2 separate regions of the Mus musculus genome follow, and region 2 is linked to region 1. The links are chromatin contacts, found by Hi-C or POLR2A ChIA-PET in ENCODE. All regions are on one chromosome and are shown on one strand. Each heading gives the region's core, a stretch centred on a gene start or an enhancer-like site at or near the end of the contact. The rest is flanking DNA. Distances are from core to core; before and after follow the strand shown.

Region 1 (3,169 bases), core at 179-2,678:
GAGTTGCAGGATGGCCAGGGCCATGTAGAGACCCTGCCTCAAACAACGAGAACAACAACAAAGATTTATGTGTATGTGGCTGGGTATATTTATGTGCACCTCCTAAGTTAGAGGACATTAGATCCTCTGGACCTGGAGTTATATGTAGTTGTTAGTAGGATATAGGTGTTGGGAACTGAATTCTGGTTCTCTTCAATAGCAGCATGTGTTGTTGCTGGTGTTTTTTTTTTTTTTTTGTTTTTTGTTTTTGTTTTTTTTTGCTTATTTTGAGACTGGGTCTGACTATGGTTGAACATTTTGTTCTTCTGTTGAAATGGAATCTAGAGTCTTGTGCGAGACAAATGCTCTTCTAAACCATATCTACAGCCCAAAGGTCTTACTATGTAGCTATGGCTGACCTGGGACTTGTTATGTAGATTAGATGAACTTGGACTGACAAGAGATCCTACTGCCTCTACTTCTCAAGTGCAAGCGACTAAAGGTATGCACCACCACGCCTGGCTGCTCTCAACTTCTAAGTCATTTCTGCAGGCCCATGTGTAAGTTTAAAGAGTAAGTCGCTAGCGGAAACTAAAATCTAGACAAATTTTAGTACTTTTTAGAACTCAAGAGACTTGAGATTTCCAGATTCTTCATGTTTGTATTAAAAAAATCATTAAAACGGGACAGAGTTCTAGAATGCTTTAGTTTATATAGAAATTGTCTTCAGGGTGTGTGGTAACGCTAGGGAATCAAACCCAGGACTTACAGGAAAAATTTATCTTCTGCTTTGAGGACCTATGACTACACACACAATCTATTTTGGAGACACCATGAAATGCAAACGACGGTCACTCCTGAATGGGGCAGCCCAGGCAATAACTTTCTTGGCCTCCTCTCATCCACAAATCCTAGGGATGTCATTCATTATGGGTCACAAGAAGTGTTGTGACACAAATCACCTGTCACCATCTTCAACCTCATTAGGCATTTTCATTTGGGGCTATTGCAAGCCAGGGGCACTAGCAGCGCGCTGTCGGTTTATACCCAGGAAACACAAAACCCAAACGCATCTCATGGACCGTAACGGTAGCCACAGCCGCTTCTATGATCAGGCCACTAAGACCTTCCCCCAAACCTAAGTGTGTGTGTATTGGAACCTGGTCTGCTTCTGAGCCCCACCAGGCTTAGGGGAGGCCGGGCAGGGGGAGATTGGCTCCCGCAAGCTGCGACCACTGCCCGGATCAGCCCCGTAGGCTGGAGAGAACCAGCAAAGGTTCGAGGGACGAACTGCTAGTAGGAAAGCAGCGAACCACTCATCGTAGACACGGAACCCAGGTACGGGCGGGAAGGCCGCGAGCGCTGCGGGCCGGAAGAGGCTGGGCGTGGAGCAGTCCGCCCCGCCCCTGCCGCCCTCGCGCGAGGCCGCGCTCCCAGCGGGCGATTCTGATTGGCTGGCCTGGCTTCCTGCGCTGATTGGATCCGTGGGCGAGGCGGAGGAGAGCCGTGCGCAGCGGCGTGTGTGGGGCCGTGTGCAGACCCGCGTGTGGCGCAGGCAAGGACCCTGAAAATAAACAGCCGCTGCTTTGCGAGTCGCCTTCTTGGTTCTTCGTCCGAGTCTCCTCCGCTGTGGGCAGCTCAGACGCCGAAGGTGAGAGGCGAGGGTGTAGCCTGCGCAACGGAGGTGGCGGGGTTGGTGCGGCCGAGACGGACGGAGGGCCGGAACTGCGAGGCGCGATGGCGGCCGCACCTCGGCCTGCGCCCTGCTGCGTCAGGCGCGGGGCTCGGCCCGAGCGGCGTCTCGGCTCCAGTTTCTGGCCCGCCGTACTGTGGCGGGCGTCCTGTCCGTCCTGCGGCGCTGGCACTAGGGCTGGAGCGTGGGGCCCTCTCTTGGCCCCGAGGGCCACGCAGGCCTCATCCGTGTGGCGACGAGGCCCGGCGCCCTTGGGGCCGAGGCGAGGAGAGTCGCGCGCGGGCCTAGCGCCGAGGGCCAGTGTGGCGGGAACTCCTGGAACGGGGCGGTGTGGCGGGGGCGAGAGCCTGGTCGAGGTGGAGGTCCCCAGGCCGAGCGCCCGGTGGAGGCCTGGCGGGCCATGTGCCAGCGGCTGCGGGGCCTCAGGACCTGGCCTGTGACGAAGCCCGCGCACGCCGCTGTAAGGCTTGGGAGTCTGGATTCGGTTCTCTGTACTGGCGACCTTTATTCAAACTCCTGATTTCTTGTAGTTCGTATTCTTAAGCAGCTTATTCGACATCGTTAGTCAAAAGAAACCACCTTTCCCTGGATCGATGAGAGTCAAGTCTTAGGTCCCTCACCCCCCCCCCCCCTTTTTTTTTTTAATGGAGCGGGAACCGGGTGGATAGGACCCGTAGGTTGTCAGGCCTTTAAGGCCATCAGGGTGGCAGAAGTCCTTGCCAATATTTCTCGGATTAAATGGATATAAATTACAAGAAAGCCTCGGAAGTAGAGTTGGCAAAGATCAATCTAGATTTTTCATTACCGTGAAAACCTGTTTTAGGACGGTTTAATCGTTCTCACTTGGGTTTAGGTGTTGATTTTATAGGTGAAGCCTTTTGCCTGTTGCCACATGTCAAGCACATGGCCTCGGCCACCAGGCACTTTCAGAGGAAGTGACTACATCTGGGGTGGGGGTGGGGGTCTTGGAAAAGGAGACATTGCACAGCAATCGGCTGGTTAGGTTTTTGCAATATTCTTGAAGACACAAAATAGACAAGAAACCACGACACTCAATCTGACTGCATTAAAGTAAAAGGGAATTAAGTTATATCCCCAATTTACCCCCAGATGTAGTTTTATGTGATAAAAATTACCATTTCCTGTTGCTTGACCCAATTCTGGAGAGACTTATGACAATGGATTAATTTTAAATTTGCAAATTTGTTAGCCATTTGCTCCTAGTATATATTGAATTTAAGATTTTGAAAGTTTTAAAAAAAGATACATAAACTGTGATCCTTATCACTTTATTCTTTAAGTCTGAAAAACTGAAAGTTACTTTGGTTAAAATTCAAGCTTATCAAATTGTAACCCGCATAGTCCTAGGTGCTTTTTTTTTTCTTTTAAAGCTTAAGTTTGCTGCTTGTCTACAAGGAACTCTTTGTATGCTGGACTATAAAAGGAATAATTTATTGGAATCCCAAGGGCTGAATTAAGGGCTTAATTTTTCCCTCA
Region 2 (3,169 bases), core at 240-2,739, 39 kb after region 1:
TGGAGTTCCAACTGTTTCAGAACAAACTCTTCTGTTTTCTCCAAGGTTCAGCCTTTGCCTTTCATCTACTTGGCCAGTGAGGCTGCTCACAGGGCCTGTGGAGATGGTGCCTGGGGGCTTGCTTTCTCTGCTTTCCTTAAGTTTCCTCTTCCCTTCCTTACTGGGGAAGTTTTGGATTTTGTCTTGGATTTTGCCTTTCGTTCATGGATGGATCTCAAGGCCCTAGAACAATGTTTGGCTTGCAACAGCCATTATTAAAAAACTATCGAATCAAATAGCCATGCAGGGCCTAAGGGGGCTGTCCAAAGAAGCTAGAGTATTCTCAGCTTTCTCTCATTTTTAGGGATGGGGCCTATTTGATCTAGTTCAAACTGTTTACAGACATCTGGGTCCCATTTCTGTGACTTCAGGTTTCTCAGGCCAAACTTCTGAGCTGGCTGACTCACAGGTTTCCCTTGTGCAGGAGGTGTTTGGCTGGGACCAGGACTCCTGTTCCCAGCCACCCCAGGTTTGACTGGACTCCTGTCTGCTCTATCAATTCTTCCAAATGGAACTCTAGGCCATTCTGCCCTCAAGGATTTTCATTTCCTCTGTCTTCCTTTTTCACCTAAGGGAAGCTGCCTTTACTGTGTGTCACCAGAACTTTCCATTCTCCGAAGAGGGAACATTGAGTTGTGTTCTGCCTCATCAGCCCTTCATTGTCAGCCATAGCTGTCCCCTGCCCCGAAACGACTCTTGCCTGTTCCCCACTGGGTGCAGGCCAGGCGAGGGACGGAGGCATGTCAGTGAGGGGTGGACGTGGGGCCCGGCTGAGAAGGGCATGAGGTTAGGGAATGATGAACTGGCGATTATAACGAGTTGTTGACCTAATAGGGGCCAAAGCCTGCTATGGGGGCGCAGCGGACCGAAGCGGAGTTGAAGAGGCGCGGAGAGCTGAGTTGAGAGGCGTTAGGGAGGAGTTAGCTCCAGGGCTACGAAAAGGTGCGGGTGGATTTCCGTCTTGGATGCAGTGCCTAAGGCGAGGTCCAAGCCAAGAGGCTCCGGAGGATTAGGGCGGGGTAAGAGATGTTAAGGGCGGGGTCAGGACCAAATAGAGGATCAAGGCGTTGTTGACAGCGAATCCGCACCGGGCTTAAGTCCGGGTTAGTGAAGTGCTGAGAAGTGAGAAAGAACGGTGCTGAGGGCGGGATTGGGGTGGTGTTGAGAGAAGGGTCGGAGGCTTTGGCCGTGGTGGGGTGCGGGCGGTGCTCGGAGAAGGATCGGGGAGGTGAGAAGCTTAGAGGGAGTGCTGGGGGGTCGGGACTGTACTGACAGGCTAGGAGGTGTTGGTTATGGGAGGGGGAGACTGGGCGGTCCTGGGGGCGGGACCCAGAGGCGGAGTGGCGGGAGATGGGCGGTGCTGGGGATCAGGGAGGCTCGCCCCGCCCTGAAGGCGGCGCACGAGCGGGCCTGAGGTAGCCGTGGGCCGGCACGGCACCGACGGCTGGCAGAGAGCTGCGGAGGGCCGGGCGGTGCGCTCCCGGGCGGAGCCGAGTCCTCGGGGCTCCGGAGCGGAGCGGGGCGGGGCGGAGCGGGACGGTCGATCGGTCCGCCGTGCAGCTCGTTCAGGTGCCGCCGCCGCTCCACGTAGCCCGGCGGCGGGCCGGCTAGGGCACACGGACCTCGGCCCGCGGCTGTCCTTAGCCCAAGCCGGGCCCTTGCGTCCCAGGACTCCCGCGGAGCCATGGCGGGCCCTGGCCCGGGAGATCAGGACGAACACTACGATTTCCTGTTCAAGCTGGTGTTAGTGGGCGACGCGAGCGTGGGCAAGACGTGCGTGGTGCAGCGCTTCAAGACCGGCGCCTTCTCGGCGCGTCAGGGCAGCACCATCGGTGTCGACTTCACCATGAAGACGCTGGAGATCCAGGGCAAGCGGGTCAAGGTGGGAGGCGGCGCGGCCCGCTGCTTTGCTCCCGGCGGGCGGTTCGCGGCCAGTCCTTCGGCTTCCCCTTCTTTCAGAACGGGCTTGGGCCTTGATGTCCGTGCTGGGTTCAGGTCCGAAAGCACCACCTTGGGCTCTGGGAGTGGTGACAGTGGGCGGCCAGAGCGTGGAGGAGGAAGCCTGCACCCCACTCCCGCCCCCCCGTCTCTCAGCCTGGGGACTCCTTCGAAACAACTTGCGGTGGAAGGCAACCTGCGGGCCGTTCCGTGAGCGCCACGCATGCCGGGACAGACCCTTCCCTGCGCGGCCCTCTGGGGAGCACTCAGCCAAATAACGACATCCCCGTGACCGGGAGGGACCAGGAAGTAGTGGCTGCTAGGACCGGAGGTCCAAAAGTTTTTGTCAGAATTTCCTCCCTGGCCACGCCTCCCCGCGGTCTCTTTTATGGACCCGGTGGTGGAACTCCACTCCACCAGGGCCAGCGCGGAGTTGGGGTGGGGGTGGGGGGCCTCCCCGACTAAGGGTTGATAGAAACCGAAAACTTCATCACAGATACCGGAAGGTGGGGGAGAGAAGCAAACTTTGGCAATGACCCCAGCAGAAACAGCAGGATGTGGTTGTCACAATGTCCTGGCAATGATTTGATAAATAATATTTGTGATGAATGAAATCAAGTTTCTTAACCTAGGTGTCTGTCCTCCCTAAAAAAAAAAAAAAGGTAGCATCCTGGACAGGACACAGCGCTGTTCTTGTGCACAGAGGCTCTTAGTAACTTTCCTGATTTCCACCCTGCAGAAATCCTTTGCCGTTTTTCACGGTTTCTGGTTCACAAGGATCTTCAAGACAGCTTTAAAGAGAACTGGGTGGGGGCAGTCTTGTGTTTTCAGACGTGAAGCCCGAGGATGGGAGTCTTTTGACCCTGTTGCTGGTGTGGCTCGCTGCTCATTTGGGTGGCTGTAGGCCTGTTCTCTGTTGCCCTTGGCTGGAATACTTTGTTCTTTGTTTCTATAAAGTTGGGATAATTTCTGGGTGTTGCCTCTCTCCTGTCCCATAGTGTAGAAAAAAAAAAAAAAAGCAAGTCAACAATCATTGTTTTTATGACCACTGTGCCTCTAGAGATTTGCTTGCAACGTTTTAAACGGTCTTTTGGGTGTCTTTTGGGTTTCAGTGTATTTTGGTTTCCTTGAGGTGGAAAAGGGCCAAGAGCAGGCAGGCAGGTTTAGCTGTTCTGGACCATTCCTTTGGAGC

What was found. Hi-C counts contacts between places; a loop is a spot of excess contacts on that map. ChIA-PET counts read pairs that join two places held with the same protein, here RNA polymerase II (POLR2A).
Region 2: a loop to region 1 is called in a map of heart, with 3 times the contacts of the local background. The contact joins the promoter of Rab43 here to the promoter of Cnbp in region 1. A Hi-C loop is called at or near these places in 2 of 37 maps with a recorded cell type or tissue (both heart). POLR2A ChIA-PET finds 5 or more read pairs at or near these places in 2 of 5 experiments (Patski and embryonic stem cell).

The regions. Positions count from the first base shown.
Region 1 is chr6:87,849,365-87,852,533 of GRCm38, reverse strand. Cnbp (cellular nucleic acid binding protein) reads left to right here and starts at 1,428. Exons shown (of 5, transcript NM_001347325.1): 1 at 1,428-1,630. It overlaps Gm44064, which reads right to left and starts at 3,032. Exons shown (of 2, transcript XM_030255689.1): 1 at 3,027-3,032; 2 at 221-2,174. The coding sequence starts at 3,032. The coding sequence ends at 1,296.
Region 2 is chr6:87,810,099-87,813,267 of GRCm38, reverse strand. It overlaps Rab43 (RAB43, member RAS oncogene family), which reads left to right and starts at 1,489. Exons shown (of 3, transcript NM_001039394.1): 1 at 1,489-1,921. The coding sequence starts at 1,724.